2 separate regions of the Mus musculus genome follow, and region 1 is linked to region 2. A link is a loop called in an ENCODE intact Hi-C map of the cell type or tissue named here. Cell type or tissue: left cerebral cortex. All regions are shown on one strand. Each heading gives the region's core, and the rest is flanking DNA. Links, peaks and the distances in the headings are about the cores only.

Region 1 (9,061 bases), core at 442-8,441, 54 kb after region 2:
TAAAGGACCTCAGACCCCCATTCCCATAAAAGAGTTCTAAAGGTTAATGTAGAGTTGGTACTTACTAGTTCTTTCTGCTATAGCAAAGGAGATAGACAAAGAAGAAATAACCATAATACTGGATAAATGAGAAATAAAGATTAATTATAAAGAATAAGGGAGGTATAATAGAGTATTTAGGCAAAGCAAGTGTCCAAGAGACTGAGAAAAAAGAATCAAGGCACGTGGGGGGGGGGGTGATGAGAAAGGACACCAGATCACTATAGCTGGTGACCAGGGACCAGCTCACAGATATAATGCCGTTGAATCTAAGGGTCAAGAGGATGAGTCTAAAACGGAGAAGTTATGGAGGTCAGAGATTCGAGAAGGTTGGGTTTATCCCCAACCCAGAAGAAAAATACTTTGGAAATTAAGGGAGACACTGAAAACTCCTTAAAAGAACCAGTTTTCATTTAAAGTAAGAGTTAAGAAAGAAAGCTTGGACTTCAATTATTGCTCTCTTGCGCTCTCTCTCTCTCTCTCTCTCTCTCTCTCTCTCTCTCTCTCTCTCTCTCTCTCTCTCAGTGCTGGATTTTAACCCAGGGTTTTGTACATGTCAGACAAACACTCTATTACTGAGCTACATCTCTAGCTGTCAGGGGAAAAAAGACTTCTCTAACCAATAAGCAAGAACAGCTAGTCTACCTCTAGATCACTGAAAACATTATGGGTTTCTTTGGGTTGACCTGATTGCTTCCTTCCTTCCTTCCTTCCTTCCTTCCTTCCTTCCTTCCTTCCTTCCTTCCTTCCTCCCCCACCACCATCCCTCCCTCCCTCTCTCCTTCCCCCCTCCCTCTGGACCTCCCTTCCTTCCTTTTTCCTCCTTCCCTCCCTCCCTCTCTCCCTCCATCTCTTCCTTCCTTCCTTCCTTCCTTCCTTCCTTCCTTCCTTCCTTCCTTCCTTCCTTCCTTCCTCCCTTCCTTCCTGTCTTTAACACAGGACAACACACATCCCAAACAAGTGCTCCATCACTGAGCTACATCCCACCCACCCCACATTCTACCTTTTATTTTGAGGCAGAGTCTCAGGAAATTTCCCAGGCTGACTTTGAGCTTGTGTGTCCTTCTGCCTCAGAATCCCAAGTAGCTGGGCTCACAGGCCTTTGCCCCTAGGCTCAGCTCTCAACTAGGATAAGACCCAGAGTCCAGCACATAAAGGACAAGGCAATGCCCTAGGTATGGTTCCCAGGCTTTTCACCATCTGAGGAGACCAGCCCAGAGGGGAGCAGATTCTAAAAGCTAAACCTGATCAAGCTGGATACTTGCACAGCTGTGTCTTCTTGGGACATTGCCATTGCATTGAGGGAAAGAATAATAATAAGCTATCTGTGTTCAAAAAGAGAGTAGACAAGGCCTGACTTCAGGACTGACCACTTGGTATTGGACAATCAGGAACTCATCCCTGGCAAAGATTAGGTCTCCCATTCCCAAAAGTCATTAGTTGCCTGTAGTTCTTTGTCTAAGGGTGGGACACAGTGAGATTTCCCCCTTCCTCGTTAACTCATCTATTGGTGCTGTCCTTGTTCAGGTCTAGTTTAAACAACCATATTGTCATGTTCTCACGGCTAAAGTATCCCTTTCGTTTCTGAGACTGAGATCTCGTAGCAGACTTCCTCGTCTTCTGGCACTTAGACCATTTTTTGTTAACGCTCCTGTAATGTTCCCTAATCTCTAGGTTTAGGAATTATGTCATAGGTTTGTCCTCCAGGGCTGGCCACCCCATGACCAGTTTGTTTGTTTGTTTGTTTGTTTTCTCTGTTCTACACCAGCTGTGGCTTTCTGGAGAGATCTGTGCCCTGCAAAGAGGAGTTTCTTTGATGAGAGGTGACAGCTAACACCTATATGAGAGAAAGAAAAAATATTTTCCTACAATTTATTTGTTTGGTGTCGGGAGGTTTAGCGGAGCAAGCATTTGCATGTCATGATGCAAGTGTGGAGCTCAAAGAACAACTGTTCCCAAGAGACTCCCACCTTGTTTTTGAGCAAAGTCTCTCGTTTCTGCTGCTGCACTGTATACATGAGCGTCTAAGGATTCTCCTGTCTCCACCTCTGATCTCACTGTAGTAGGAATGCTAAGATTACAGATGTGAACCACTCAATCAATCCGGCTTGTTACCTGTGGTCTAGGAATTGAACTCAGGTCCTCAGACTTAGTCCGCAAGCATTTTTACACACACACACACCCGAACCCCACCCCCACCCCCGAGCTACCTCCTTGGCCCTCAAACGATTTCTAAAGACACTCAACTTTACTAACAGCAAAAGAAACACAAATGAAACTAAACTCCATAAAATTGGATCACTCCAATGGTGATAGGCGTTTGGGGAAGCAAGACCTGTTGTGCTTTTGGGTGGATTGCAAAAGGGTACACGGGCACCCAGTTTAGCAATGCTTATTAAAATTTAAAATGTACATACTCTGTTTTGGTTTTGTTTGTTTTTTTGTTGTTATTGTTGTTTTCAAGACAGGGTTTCTCTGTGTATGTTGCCCTGGCCGTCCTGGGACAACAGTAGCAACTTCACAGACATTCTAACACATGAGCAAAATTATGTTTACACAGGAATACTCAATACTGTGCTGTTTGTTAAGCCAAAAACAACCACCACCACCACCACCACCCAAAAAACCCCAAAACTGAAATAGTCTAAGGTCTAATGCAGCAAACTAAGTAAATAATTTATAGGGCATTATACCTTGGAATTTCTATAAGCTGGAGGAGCAACACAAAACAGCAGGATAAATACGTCTGTATTGACGTCTTATCTATCCTAAATACACCACTGTCTTAGTTAGGGTTTTACTGCTGTGAACAGACACCATGACCATGGCAAGTCTTATTAAAAAAAAAAAACATTTAATTGAGGCTGGCTTACTGGCTCAGAGGTTTAATCCATTATCCTCAATGTAGGAACATGGCAGCATCCAGCAGGCATGGTGCAGGAGGAGTTGAGAGTTCTATGTCTTCATCCAAAGGCTGCTAGTGGAAAACTGACTTCCAGGCAACTAGGGTGAGGATCTTAAGCCCACACCCACAGTGACACACCTATTCCAACAAGGTCACACCTCCAAATGGTGCCACTCCCTGGCCCAAGAATATACAAGCCATCACAACCACTAAGGAAAACATGTAGGATTCAGAAGAGTATGCGAACCAGTTGTCTTAGCCTTTTGTTTCACTTGTTTATCTGTTTTGTTTTTCAAGACAGGGTTTTTCGTGTAGCCCTGGCTGTCCTGGAACTATCTGTTCTGTAGACCAAGCTGGCCTCCAACTCTCAGAGATCCCCCTGCCTCTGCCTCCTGAGTATTAAAGGCATTAAAGGTGAGAGCAACAACGACCTGGCTTCATTTTGGCTTTTTTAAAAAAACAGTGAGATGTTTTGATGTACATTGGAACAGTATGTAATAACTACCATTTGATGTCACTATGAAAGTCTTGAATTTTATCCTTTCTTTCTCCCTCCCTCCTTCCTTCCTTTTTTTGTGCTGAGAACCAAACCCAAAGTCTTGTACATGCTGACAAAGCTCTATCACTGTGCCACTCCTGCAACAAAATTTAAAATCTCTACATTTCTGTGCTTAGGTAGGCATCCATGTTAATAAAACACATTTATTACTTTTGTAATTAGAAAAGAAGATTTTTAGTATCGGTCTACGTCTACGGGAAATGCTGATCTCTGCAGTCAGTGTTTAAAACTCCTATACGAGGGCTCCAGGCAAACGTCCCAATTCTTCTTCCCGAAAAGGGAACACTCAATTCTGCACGGACACTGGGAACATATGCTCTGTGGTGTCTGAGAGTGGGATGAGATCCACCCTGTAGCCACTGTGGAGAAGCTGAGAATTGGCATCCATGGGCAAAAGATAAAAATAAAAAAATAAAACGGCCAAAGAGCTCACTCCAAGGAGCCAGGCAGAGGTGCAAAACCAAGTGGAAGGGCTCTGGCACCCAGAACCAGCCTGCTCTCATCAGAGGTGATTGATGGCTCTGAAGTGGTCCTCCCAACAGAGAAGCTATCCCCACATCCTGCGAGAAAGCCATGAAAATGTAAACCACCAGTGAGTAGCCACAGTGTAACGAAGCAGTGCGGTAGGACCCTGGGCTGGGGACATCTCCAGCAATGTCTCATTGCGTAAAATCTTTGCTGGTGGAATGAGGACGAGAGTTCATCCCAAGCATCTGCGGTGTGGCTCAGGATCATCTCTTAATTCCAGTTCCAGGGGATCCAGCGCCCTCTTCAGGCCTCTCAGGGTACTACACACATGATGTACATACATACATACATACATACATACATACATACATACGCATATATGGGCAGAAAAAATAACCATACAAGTAAAAAATTTTTTTCTTTTTTTTTTCCTTTTTTTTTTTTCCGAGACAGGGATTCTCTGTGTAGCCCTGGCTGTCCTGGAACTAGCTTTGTAGACCAGGCTGGCCTTGAACTCAGAGATCTGGTTGCATCTGCCTCCCAAGTGCTGAAACTAAAGGCAATCTTTTTTTTTTTTTTTTTTCCCCTTTCTCACTCTGGCCCTGCTCACTCCAGCCCAATGATTTATTTATTTATTTATTTATTATATGTAAGTACACTGCCGCTGTCTACAGACACACCAGAAGAGGGCATCAGATCTCATTATGAATGGTTATGAGCCACCATGTGTTTGCTAGGATTTGAACTCAGGGCCTCCAGAAGAGCAGTCAATGTTCTTAACCGCTGAGTCATCTCTCTAGTCCAAAGGCAAAAAGGTAAGCTTTTTTTTTTTTTTTCTAATAAAGAAAGTAAAGATCCTGTTTAATAAATAAATAAGGCAAAAAGGTAAACTTCAGTTCAGTGCTGGCCTCCACATGTGCATGCATGCATATGCACACGTGCACATGTGCACACAGACACATACATATATGCCCGCATGCATTTGGACATGTGTATACAGATATGCCTGTACACTCACAAAAACAAAATAAAAGGCAGGTGCCTTGGCTTACACTTGTAATCTGATTACTCAGGAGACGGAGGGAGGAAAACTGTCAAGGGTTGAGGGCCAGCTTGGGCAACATAGTGAGTTCTAAGCCAGCCCGGGCTGTATCCTAAGACCGTGACTCCAAGAAACGAACATACACCTATCAAAACAACTGAAAGAAGAAGAGGAAGCAACAAACAAAGCATGAGGCTTGTTTTAATATCCTATTTTAGATAGGGTTCAGATGTCGAAAAAGATAAAAATTACCTTCCTAAAGCATACAGGTTTTTAGGTGTAACTACAATTTCTTTCCGGCCAAAGGCCTATGAAAATTGTCATACTTCCTCCATGCAAATATCTGTTAAGACTGCCTTATCATATGACCCCGGCGAGAGGATCTTGTACAGAATGGAGTCCTTCCTCTGACATCTGCTTTTGGGAAAGGAGCTTCATGCTAGACAGTCGCTGCCAGGCGGAACCCTCAAATCTTGAAGTGAAAAGCTTGTGCCGCCGCCATTTCCATCCCCCGAAAGAGCTCTGCGCCCGGTAGCGCTGGGGCAGTCAGCCATTTCCCACTGCAGCAGTGTTGGGTGAGAACTCCTTTTTAGGCAAAGCATAAAAAACGGAGTTGGCTGAGCAGAACTAAAAAAAAAAAAAAAAAAAAAAAAAAAAATCTTGGTCAACAGGGTGGAGCCAGCCCCGGGGCAGAAGTATTACTTCACACTTGCGTTGGCTTCTTGTGGCTGCCAATAGAGGCAGCATCTGGCAGCCATCCTACCAAGGGAAGAGGGAACTTCTAAGGAAGAAAATAACCCTAAGCATAGTGGCTCGCACTTCTAATCCCAGCATCAAGGAGACTGAGGCAGGAGGATTGTTGCAAGTTCTATATCAGCAGCTGGTCCCTGACCAGCTGGCTGCCAAGTGAGACCTGTCTCAAAGAACAAAAATAAAAGAAGAAATTAGTAACGAGTCCTGAGAGATAGAAGAGTATTCAGCCTGGGACCAGAACTCTGTCTTACAGTCTTGCCATTCTGTGGGGCCTGGGACACAGCATCCTTGGTCTTTAGAATGCCATAGGCCTCCTGAGGGAGCCTTTTCTGTAGGCACTTCTCCCACATTCTTGGATGGATGTGATTTATTCTGTGTCAGGGGACTAGGGTGCTGGATGTGTGGGTCGAATGACTGTTGTTCTGTCACTTGGGAATTTGGGATAGGAAAATTCTGAGTGCAAGGCTAGTCTGCACTTGAACGTACATATCGGGTTTTAAGCCAGCCTCTGAGCTACCACAGTGAGACTCTCTCTTAACTAAAATCAACATAAATAGTCTTAGTATGGAGAGGTTAGGGGATCAAAAATTCAGTCATCCTTAGTTTCATACTGTTTTCCATGCCAGCCTCAGCTAAATAAGGCCCTAGCCACACAAATAAACAAACAAACAAACAAACAAACAAACAAACAAAATAGGTTATGAGATGGGTGTTATAATTACCTCCATTTCTCAGTTGGAAAAATGAAAGCCCGGAGAAGTGGGCCAGTGACAGCTGTAGAGAAGCCAGAGTTCAAACCAGGGTGACAGGCTCCACAACTCTTGATGGTTTTCACTAATTCACTTCTCTAAAGTGAGAACCAAGAGCCCTAACATTAAGTAAAGACTTTGCCAGCCCAACTGACACTGTGGATGGTCGTGATCTCGCCTCCTCTCCTGCTAAGTAGTATTTTGGGTTTTCCTTCCTTGAACACAATCAGGCAAATGACAGCAATTCTAAAAGGAGATAAATATAAAAACAAGAAGTGAAACAGGGCAGACACCTGAGCCCCCAAGCGTTGCTGCAAGCAGAGAGCCCATGGAGAGCAACTGCATGGCAGAAAGGGCACGTCCTGTTTAGATAGGCTTTGTTTTGCTACATGGCTGCGTTTGCAGCGAAGTGATAGCAAGTCCTGAGGGTCCACGAAGCCTTTGATGAGTTAAGCACACAAAGGCCCACGTTTTTGATGTAATCTGATAGCATGTAGTTAAGTCCTAGACAAACTGCAACTGTGCGGAAGTGATAAACCCAACTTCCTGCACAAAGCCTCCTGAGATAACACTTTCCATGGACTGGAAGGGGAGAGAGAGAGAGAGAGAGAGAGAGAGAGAGAGAGAGAGAGAGAGCAAGAGCAAGCGCAGGGTATGATTGCTACAGAATTCAAAAGGAACCATCATTCTGTCCTTAATAAATAACTTCTTTTTTTTTTTTTCATGTGGTCCCAGCAACAAAACAGATTACAGATAGGTGACCCTGTGGTGATTTCATGTATGCCTTGATTTGAACTTGAGGCAAAGTTGCTCAAGATTTCTCTCCTAATGATATCAAAGCCCTGAGTCTCAGGTAACTTCTTGGCCCCATAAACTTCACCGAGATGTAGCAAGAATTCAGACGGATGGGACCGAGGCTGCAGGAACTGGCAAGGTGGTGTTCTTAATTGAGCCACTAAAGAGGCCTATTCAGTCTAAATAAACACCCGTTGGAATTAATGCCAACTTACCTAGAGACAGATAGCTGATTCCACATTGCCGAAATGGGGTCAAAGGGGCGATTTCACCGAGTATTTGTGTAGGTTGTGTCATATATAAACAACCAGTAAAAGCCATGTGTGGTGGTAAACATCTAGAATCTTAGTTCTCTGGAGGGGGGAAAGCAGGAGGATCGAATTCAAGGCCAGCCTGGGACAGAGGGCAGGACTGTGTCTCAGAACAACAAAACACCCACTAAGTGGAGAATGTCCTGGGACGTTTCAGGTGACACATCAACTCATTCCTTCACTAACCAGTGTAACTTCTTTTTTCATTAAATTTTATTTCAGTACTAGTAACTTTTCCACATCCATATGTGTGTATCCGTGTCCGTGGGCATGTGCGTGTACAGACAGACATACATGCCCCCGCATGAGTGTGAACACCAGAGGTCAACCTCAGGTGTCCTTTTGATGTTATCTACCTTGTTTTTTGAAGCAAGGTCTAGGATTGACCAATGAGCCCCAAGCAGGGATCTATCTGCCTGTCTCTTTCTCTCTCCATTGCTGATATTAAAAACAGGCCACTACATCTGGCTCTTTTATTTGGGTGCTGGGGATCAAATTCAGCTTGCCAACTGAGTACCTACCTTTGCCCCTACACAGCAAATCCTCTCTGAATTCCCAATATATGCCAGGAAATAATGGTAAACGTGTGGGAAAAAAAAGTTCACAACTTAGAATTTTCCAGCATATGTAGGGAGACAAATAAATGTACAACCCAAACACTATTCAGCCTCTGACAAGGACAGAGTGGTCCCTTTTTTGATGAGGGAGCCATCAGAGATCTAAGCTATGATGCAATGCTGAGGCCTGAATCATCTAGGCAAAGTAAGAACAAAGCAAAGAGCTCCAGGGGACAAGCTATGGCGGGACAGGCAGGCTCTGTGCTGGGGAAAGTCTCTGCCTTTGAGGAATCAAATGAATGAAGAGACAGAGGGAATGTCACCAGGCTGGAAAGTCAGGGGAAGTCAGAGCTTACAGGACTTGTAGATCCCATGTAGGAACTGGGGTTTAGTCTTAAGATCTGGTGAACATTCCACTAACTCTTCCCCACTTTTTTAATATGCGTGGTGTGTGCCTGTATGTATGTATGTATGTATGTATGTATGGTTGAATGGTTGTATGGTTGTATGGTTGTATGTATAGTAGTATGTGTGTGTTCTGATGTACTTCCACAAATACAGGCACATGTATGTGGAGGTCAGAAACTGACACAGAGGGTCTTCCCTGATCACGCTCCGTGTTGTTACATTGAGGTCTGGTTTCTTGCTTGAAGCCAGAGCTTGCCAGTTCGGCTCATGTGGCTTGCCAGCTTGCTCCCCTCCTGGACACTGCCTGCATTCACATGTGAGCTGGGGACCCAAACTCCAGGATTGGCACTGCATGGCAGGTGCTTATGGTTGGGCTAGCTTCCCAGTTCTGTACCCCACTAACTTTGCTAACCTCACGCAGTATTCTGCTTGCCAGGCTCCTTGGTGTCGAATCTCCAAAAGCATACATCAGCTT
Region 2 (9,061 bases), core at 398-8,397:
CCTATGTTAGCATTACTCTAATAATATTTAAGATTATAAAAAGGTAAGGAGGGTGGTTTAAGTATGCTTGGCCCAGGGAGTGGCACAGTTTGGAGGTGTGGAAGAAGTGTGTCACTATGGGTGTGGGCTTTAAGAACCTCATCCTAGCTGCCTAGAAGCCAGTCTTCTCCTAGCAGCCTTCAGATGAAGATGTAGAACTCTCAGCTCCCCCTGCACCATGCCTGCCTAGATGCTGCCATGTTCTCGCCTTGATGATAATGGACTGAACCTCTAAACCTATAAGCCAGCCCTGTTGCGGTAAATCTCCAACCCAAATAAACCAGGGCAACGAAAACACAACTCTGCCCAGCAACACTACTCCAACACTGCCCCAATTAAACGTTGTCCTTATAAGACCTGCCTTGGTTCACAGCAGTAAAACCCTTACTAAGACAGCAAGTCTGTACTCAAATAAACTGAATCATTATTTTGACACTTTTTAACATGTCTAAAAATAATTACCAGACTTCGGTTAACTTTAAAACCTAGATATTTAATGAATAATCATTTAATCATCTGATTGCTAAGTACAATGGAATACTAGGAGACTGACTATCAAACACAACTGAATTGAATGCTTTTGTTTCCCCTTTCTCTATGTCCTGCAGAGGCTTTATTTATATCTACGACGGTTACTGAAAGTGACTTCACTTTCAGTTTGCTCCACTTTATGAACGTGTGCAAAAGATGCTTGTAACTACAGAAGGCTGTGTGTTGTGAGCTTCATTAGTCTGATGGCAATACTGCCCCAGTAGTTTCGAAGTGAAACATATTCACTGGCTAAAAGTTGAAACTGTAACCAGTAGTTAAAACCATACTAGGAAAACCAGTGACAGAGAACACAGGTGTGTTTTGAAAGTGTTTTTTTCCAGAGTTGGTGGCCAATCTTTGTAATCTCGGCACTCAGAAAGCTGATGGAAGAGAACTCTAGTGAATTCCAGGATAGCCTGGGCTACTTAGGAAGTTTGAAGTGGGGGGTGGGGGGCAGTGAGAAAGAAAAAGGAAGTTAAACAGTAACTATCAATTTTTTTTTTTGTTCTCTTTCACACTTTAAAAACTTATCAAAAAGTCCAAAAAGCTTTTGCTTACGTGGATTACGGCTATCGATATCACTGCATTAAAAATTAAAGTGAGGAGCAGCAAGATGGCTCAGTAGGTCAAAGTACTCGCTGCACAAGCCTGGCAGCCTGAGGACAATCTCTGGAATCCAAATAAAAGTGGAATGTAGTACATTCTGTGACTTCCACACGCACATCATGGCATGTGCCCGTGCATATGCATACACACACACACACACACACACACACACACACACCTCACACACATACACAGTGAGGGGGCATACCATACACACATACAAACATAATAAGTTACATTTAAATTTTTTAAAAAAAAATTAAAGCCGTGACAGGACATGGCAACACACGTTGTAATCCCAGCATTCAGAAGGCTGAGACAGAAAAATTACTTGAGTCCAAGATGTTGGAGATCATTCTTGGTAATGCAGAGAGACCCCCATCTTCAAAGAAAAAGAAAGAAGAGAGAAAAGGAAGGGGAGAAGAAGGGAGGGAGGGGGAAGGAAGGAGGGAGAGAAGACGGAATGAAATTAAAAGAATGTGTAGAATTAAGTTGTTTGTTCTGGAAGGGAAGAGCTGCCATGACAGACTCTGTGCAAGCTAGAGAATCAGAACCAGGAACACAAGTCTGTGGAAATCAGAAATCCAGGGACCCACAGGGACTCCCACAGAAGTCTCAGCGTCCCACAGAAGGGTTCCAGAAGTCCCAGTCTCCAAAGGCAGGAGGAGATCCATGTTCCAGCACACGAAGAGAGAACTCAGGGGCTGGAGAGGGAGCTCAGCGGTGAAGAGCACTGGCTGCTCTTCTAGAAGACCCAGGTTCAGTTCCCAGTACCCACGTGGTGCCTTGCAACATGGAGTCCAGTCCGTAACACCCGCTCCTGGAGATCTGACATCCTCAGCACCAGGTTCACGAACAGTGCAGACACACATGCAGGAAAAAAATACTCATACACATAAGATAAAATAAAATAAAAACAATTTTGAGAGAGAGTGCGTGTACACACACACACACACACAGACACACACACACAGGCCCCTTTTCTCTGTTCTTTCATTGTTAGACCCTGCTCAGTTCGCTAGGTGAGGTGCGCCCACATTGCTGAGGTAAGGCAGGATTCACAGCAAGAATCGCAACTCTGCCTATAATCTAGATCTTACACAAGCCCAAGAATCTAAAGTAAGGTTGATATCCAATACCCTATGTGCTATGCACCTGCACAGCTACTAGATTATTCTCTAGTGGGCGTCAGGATGTTTGGATACCTCACCCAGACAATATATAATTTAAAACTTGACCAGAATGGTAGCAATCTCAACAAGCTGTGGCAGAGGCAGGTAGATCTTGGTGAGTTCAAAGCCAGCCTCATCTACATGGTGTGTTCCAGGACAGCCAAGGCAATATAGTGAAATAGTCTCAAAATACGTTAAACTGCTGACCTCTATTATAAGCCACTCCTACTGGGTGATGGCCAGTCCTGATGTGTATCATTCCTAGGGTCCAACAAAGGGACTTGATTTCCAGCCTCCTGAAAACCAGGGGTAACATACCAATGAGGATTCATTTTCTAGTCCACACTGGCTGGGTAGCTACCAAAGACAAAAGTGCATTTCCTGACCCCTGGCAAATGAACTGCTTCATGAACACATTAAGGAATGGCTGTCCTATGAGACTGGAGAGGTCCTTCAGTGGAATCTAGATGTCACAAAGTTTTCTTTGAGTCTGACTCCTATTTTAAACTACTGTATATGTAAAATTCATGTAAGAAAATTAACAATAAGGAGCTGGGCATTGGTGATGCACACCTTTAATCCCAGCACATGGGAGGCAGAGGCAGGTAAACCTCTGAATTTGAGGACAGCCTGGTCTACAAAGTGAGTTCCAGAATAGCCAGGGCTACACAGAGAAACCCTGTCTAGCAAACAAAAACAAAGGAAAGAAAAAGAAAATTAAAAGATACTAATGAGGCCTTTGCATATCATAGCAGGAACTTTCTGTAATAAAAAAACATAACCTGCCTATTAAGTGCTTGGAGGTAGAGAATAAATGGGCAAGATCTCTCATGTTCTAAACAACTTCCCACCCCCACCCCCACCCCAACCCCACCCCGTTCTACAAATACAAAAACAAGGCCAAGGGGGTTAAATGATTTTTTCAGTCATCAGTGACAGGTTTATGAGAAAGAAACAAGAAACACACCACATGATCTGGCTCCCTGGGGCAAAGTGAATTTACAAGTTGAACTGACTTCATTTTATCTACATTTACAGTGAGAAAACAGAATTCCATTTCCAGGAAGTGTGTCCTGAAGAAAGACTACTGACAAAGCACAATCCGTCTCAAATTCCCTTAATGAACCACAAGTTCATTCATCCTAATTGCAAAAGATGAAATTGTAATCCTTGAAGTGTCTAACCTAGTGTTAATGGCTAATAGCTCTGTACCAGTACCAGTCTATGGGGGCAGAAAGTATTCCGTCCGGTATGGACTATTCATTAACTGGTACTATTCCTAAAGAGAGTGGGTTTGGATCCATTTAAAATACGCTGAAATTTTAATACAAAATCAACATAACGTTTGTCAATAAGTAAAAGCTTCCTGTCCCAAGAGCATCGTCACCCCTGCGTGAACTCGAGCTGTCAGCCCACGCTCGCGTCTCGCCCGGGGAGAAGGGTGCTGCAGCGTGGGAGAAAGGTGCTGGCGTCTCCCGCTCAATTTCAATTCTCCCACGCCCAGAGCAGTCAGTGCGCTGGGGTTTCCATCAGCGCGCAACTTGGCACCGGGATCAGTCACGCCGGCCACCTGCAGGTGACCTTCGTCCCCAGCACAGAGCAGACAGCCTCCGCCTAGGGGTCAGGGCCTTGGGGCATCAAGGCCCTAGGCTGGGGCGGCTCTCCGGGTCAGAGACACCCTGGCAGCCACACCCACAGGCGGCGCGGTGACAGGTGCCCGGGCCCTCCGGGTCCCGCAGCCCACGAGCGCCCGCCCCCGCGCGCACCACCTGTCGGGCCGACGCGCGCGCACCCGGCAGCGGACGCCCCGCCCGGCTCCTAAGGAGTCCCTGGTCAGGGCAGCCCGAAAGCCGGGGCATGTGAGAACTTTACCGGAGGGTGGGCCCTACGCAGGCGGTGTCGGTGCTTTCGATCTCCTGCAAGATCCGCTCGTGCTCCGGGACCGTGCCCAGAGCCTCGCAGCTCTCCGCCATCTTGGCTGGAAGCGGAGGCGCCGGCCGGGCGCGGCGGCGCGCGGACCACAGGAGCGAGCGGCAGGTGGCGCAAGCGCGGCGCGGCGCTGCGGGGCGGGGAGGGGCGGGGCCTGGAGGGGTGGGGCGCAGTGGGTGGGGCCCGCCCGGGTGGAGCCCGCCCCTGGGGAGGTAAGGATGACCTGGAGAGGGTGGGGATCGGGGCGGGGGGGGGGGGTGGCCGGGAGGGGAGGGGAACCACCACCTCCATCTTTCCTCGCGACCTGCCCTTAGTTATCTAGAGATGTTTTAGTGCAGTGTGTGCTGTTGTGCACTGCAGGTACCCTAGCAATAACGGAGGTGACCCTCGGTCACACGCCCTCAGTAATAGTGATAGAAGCTACTGAGCACCTGATGGGCTTTAAATAGTGGGGAGTCAGAGAAAAGCAAATGCTTTCCCGAAAATCAAAACTGAGTGTGTCGTTGAGATTTATTTTAAGAACAAACAAAAATTCTATACCTCGACTGCTCTGAAAAAATCGTGTCCCCTGCCGGATGCAAGTTCACCGAGGTTAGTCATATTGGACATAAACTATCAAAATGAGGGAAAATGAGAACAAGACTAAGGCGCTTGCTGGCAACGTAGAAAAGAGGCCCAGGGCAATGTTGGATTTCATGCTGAAGCTCTTGAATCCAAGCGCTCCCAGGGAGTGGTAGCTGGGCTGGGGTGGGAATAGACTTCTAGGGGGAAAGAATGAGCAATAAAGTGGTAGAAGGAAATGGCAGGTGGCTTGAGCAAAGGGACACATGTAGAAAAAGAGGCTTGCTTAACAACCTGTATCTAGGACACCGTGTAAACCAGCTTGTCATGATCAAAGCACTGATGGAAGATTAGTCAGAAAAGAGTTCAAACCTAGCCAGAGGGACAACTAATTTTCTGCTCTCCCTAAGTTCAGGAGCTCTGAGCTTCCCTGTGAGTCAGGCAGGCTTTGCACGAGCCAGCTGTCAGACTCACTCTCTTCCCTGGGCCTCTACTACCAGCTTTTTCCCTCTTCTTCCTCCTTTTCCTCCTTCTCCTTTTCTCCCTCTTCCTCCTCCTCTTCCTCCCCATAAGAAATCCTGGGAGATGATATTGAGAAACAATTAAGAACATGTCCTCTGAAGACAACTGTCCCAAACCCCACTCAGTCATGTGACACTAGGCAAAACTTAATACTTTTCTATCTCAGTGTCCCCAGCCGCAGCTGCTAATAACTGTGGTATCTACCTTGTACTACATCCTATATTATATTAACTTCCATTATTTCTGTAACAAATGCCAGAGCATAAAATGACTCAAGTGTAATCTGTTAGAATGCTCACTGGGCTATAGTCAACATGGCGACACAACTGCATTTTTTTCCAGACTCTAGGAAAGAATTTGTTCCTTTTCTTTGCCAGATTCCAAATGCTATCATAGTCTTTGCCTATGACTTTCTCACTGTGTGGCTCTGGTAGCCTTGAACTCACTACATAGACCAGGCTGGCCTTGAACTCACAGATGTCTGACTGCCTCTGCCTCCCAAGTGCTGGGATTAAAGGTATGAACCATCATATCCGGCCCCCTTTTAATAAAAGTTTTTGGGGCTGGAAAGATGGCTCAGTGGTTAAGAGCACTGACTGCTCTGCGGAAGGTCTTGAGTTCAAATCCCAGCAACATATGGTGGCTCACAACCACCTGTAATGAGATCTGATGCCCTCTTCTGGTATGTCTGAAGACAGCTACATTGTCGGGGCTGGAGCGAGTAGAGGTCCTGAGTTCAATTCCCAGCAACCACATGATGGCTCACAGCCATCTGCACAGCTACTGTGTACACATATACATAAAATAAATTTACTTTATGTGTACTAGTGTTTTGCCTATATATGTGTGTGTGTATACACACACACACACACACACACACACACACAACAAACAGAGTTCAGTAAGGCTAGAAGAGGGTGTCCGCAACTGGAATTACAGACAGTTTTTACCCATCATGTAAGTGCTAGGAATCAAAGCCAGGTCTTCTGCTAAAGCAGCAGATGCTCCTAACAGCTAAGCCATCTCTCCCCAGCCAAGTTTTATTTACTTCGCACACCTGAGTCCCAGAAACTTCAGTGCCTGCTGGCTTGGAGAGCCAGAGAATCCACTACACCGGACTGCGCGTCCCACCAGGGATCAGTGCCACTACAAGTCAGAGTAAAGCCACGGAAGCCTCCTCCCTCTTCCACTGTCTCTTTGGTACAAGGGAATCCAGCCTTCTCTGGGAAATCCCACTTCCTTGTGCTTTCAGAATATGAATAACAACAGCAGCAACAACAAAATGTGTCTCTCCTCTGACTGACAGTATTGTCCCATGTGTTAAGGTCCTTGAGTTCATATAACTTTTTTTTTAATTTGCAACTATAATAGTTCCTCATAGAATTCTTAACATAGCAGAGAAAATGGAGGTCTGTTTGTTTGTTTTTTAACCAAAGAACACTGAAGTTATTCCGAAGTAACTGAAGAATTTAGGATGCATTAGTCCAAACAGGTCAAAGCGAAGGGTAGAACATAAGTACCCCGTGATCGGTACCAATTAGAACTTTAAACTATGAAAGTATTATTGTAATGATTTTATTGTTTGTTTGTTTTATGAGACTCTGTGTTGCTCTGGCTGTCCTGGAACTCACTCGGTAGATCAGGCTGACCTCAAATGGAGAGATCTATCTGCCTCTGCGTCCCAAGAACTGGGATTAAAAGCATGTGCCACCACAACTGGCTTAAACTATGAAATTATTAGTAGTTTCTTCAAAATTGCTTTTTTGTGTGTGTGCATTGACCTTAAAGTTACCTTAATAGAAACCTGCGGCTCAGTGTAGATCAACTGCAAGTCCCCTCCGCCCATATCCATCTAGAGTTCAGTGTGAGAAACAGTATTTATGGGCTTCTGTCAAAGGATATAAATCTCACCGCTATTCGTGCAAATGGGTCTTTATTAAAAATAAATTCGACTCGCCTCTGCTGACTGCTTCTCCAGCTCCCCAGGCAGCCCTAGCTGGTGTGCGTGCTCCCTACTTGCAGGTTCAGCTCTCGAGAATGGGAAAGAAGGCTGAAAACTGAAAGCCTTGCAAAACAATGAGGACAGATTTTTCTCTCTCCTACAAAGAAGTAAAAATCTAGTTCCTTCTACAGCAAAGTCCGGAGCTCAGGAAGTAAGCAAGGCTAGAATGCATGGTTCTGGAGAGTAAAGTGGGTTATGCATGTAAGAGCGGCTTGTCGGACTGGCCAGCTTACAGCTAGCAGCCGTCTCCTGCAGAGGTGCTCTTCTCCTAAGCATTGGCCTCACAGACCTTTTCCCTCCTCTTCACAATCTTCATAGCATCTGCCCAAAGCCAGTTCACAGTGCTTCCCTTGGGAAGCCAGGGATGCTAGAAGATGCCTCTTACTGGGCCCCTTCAGTCCCCCGCCCAGAGAAACTGCCCGGCTGTCAGGACTGGTCATTCTTCTGCTCGATTCAAAGGGAAGTTGGTCCAGTTACCACTTCTCCATCGAAAGCAGTTTTTGCTATTTCCTCTCTGTGGCTTTCTGATAGTTCTGTTAGTACCTAAAGGGTTTTTTGATTTTTGTTTTGGGAGGTTTTTTGTTTGGTTTGGTTTTTGCTAAGAATTTAAATCTAAATGTGTTTGTAACTACACTTTTCTGTCTTTGACTTTGTTTTGGTTGCTTGCTCAGTTGGTGGTTGGTTCGTTGGTCCTTATTGAATTAACGGCCTTGAGCATGCTAGGCAAGTGTTAACAGTCTAACAGACTCTCCAAGATGAAAATGGCGGCCATGGAAAAGCCCAGCACCTCCCTCCCTCCCTTCAACCCCCCAGAGAGGACCAGTAAGCATATCTTAAAGCTAAAAGTGTATATATTTCCAAACCTTTGCTTCCCTTCTTCTGTGAGTTGTAAGAGTGCCATGGGAAAGCTAGAGAGAATTAGGAAGTTTTGGCTTTGTTTTTCTCCCTGGGCTGGCCAAACTATAATAAACCCAGTTTCTTTTTACTTTTTACTGATTTGTGGTCTCCCCTGGTTCCTTCTTGTGTCTTGTGTGTGTGTGTGTGTGTGTGTGTGTGTGTGTGTGTGTGTGTGTGAGAGAGAGAGAGAGAGAGAGAGAGAGAGACAGAGACAGAGACAGAGACAGAGACAGAGGAACAGAGGAACAGACAGAGGGGGGAGAGAAAGAGGGAGAGAGAGAGATCATATGGCTGCAGCTGCATACACATGGGAATTATAGAAGAACCTGGGATGCTGGCCCTCACCTTCCGCCTTGCTTTGAGACAGCTCTTTGTGCTGACTTGTGAGCTTCCATGGCTTCTCCTATCCCTACCTCCCATCTCACAATAGGACCACGGAGATTCCAGAGCCGCACTGCTGGGCCCAGCTTTTTGTCTGTTGGAGGTGAGGGTTGGACTTAGACCTTACGCTTGCACAGTAAACACTTTACCCCCTAGCCATCTTCCTAGACCAGCTCCAGTCTCTTCAACATTTTTTCACCAACATTGGAGCGCAAACCTAGGACGTCATACAACTATCTTTTTTCCTGTGAGTAATGAACCTGAGAGTCTAGTTACAGCTACAGACCTGAGTTGTCTAGCAACGATACCTCTGAGCTACATCCTCAGCCCACTATCTTATCTGCACATTTTAATACAAAAAGGTGGGGAGTGGGGAGTATGAGGTAAGTGGTTTCATCAGTCTGCTTTGAGAAAGGGAATG

The links. Hi-C counts contacts between places; a loop is a spot of excess contacts. Peaks named below come from ENCODE experiments on the same cell type or tissue, not always from the same donor. Only the 100,000 strongest peaks of a DNase experiment are listed, where the experiment ranks them.
Region 1: a loop joins it to region 2, with 2.3 times the contacts of the local background. A loop is called at or near these places in 2 of 42 quality-filtered maps.

Annotation. Positions count from the first base shown.
Region 1 is chr19:37,492,098-37,501,158 of GRCm38, reverse strand. Gm32294 (a long non-coding RNA gene) reads right to left here and starts at 7,560. Exons shown (of 3, transcript XR_386679.2): 1 at 7,526-7,560; 2 at 6,489-6,761; 3 at 5,195-5,640. In left cerebral cortex, for the core only: a CTCF peak has its summit at 4,272 (motif pointing left); DNase peaks (open chromatin) are centred at 5,552, 5,708, 6,094, 6,753 and 2 more places; H3K27ac peaks cover 229 bases.
Region 2 is chr19:37,545,725-37,554,785 of GRCm38, reverse strand. It overlaps Exoc6 (exocyst complex component 6), which reads right to left and starts at 4,368. Exons shown (of 22, transcript NM_175353.2): 1 at 4,221-4,368. The coding sequence starts at 4,321. Gm41842 (a long non-coding RNA gene) reads left to right here and starts at 8,472. Exons shown (of 2, transcript XR_877841.1): 1 at 8,472-9,023. In left cerebral cortex, for the core only: a CTCF peak has its summit at 3,899; DNase peaks (open chromatin) are centred at 3,832, 4,227 and 4,640; H3K4me3 peaks cover 1,623 bases; H3K27ac peaks cover 779 bases.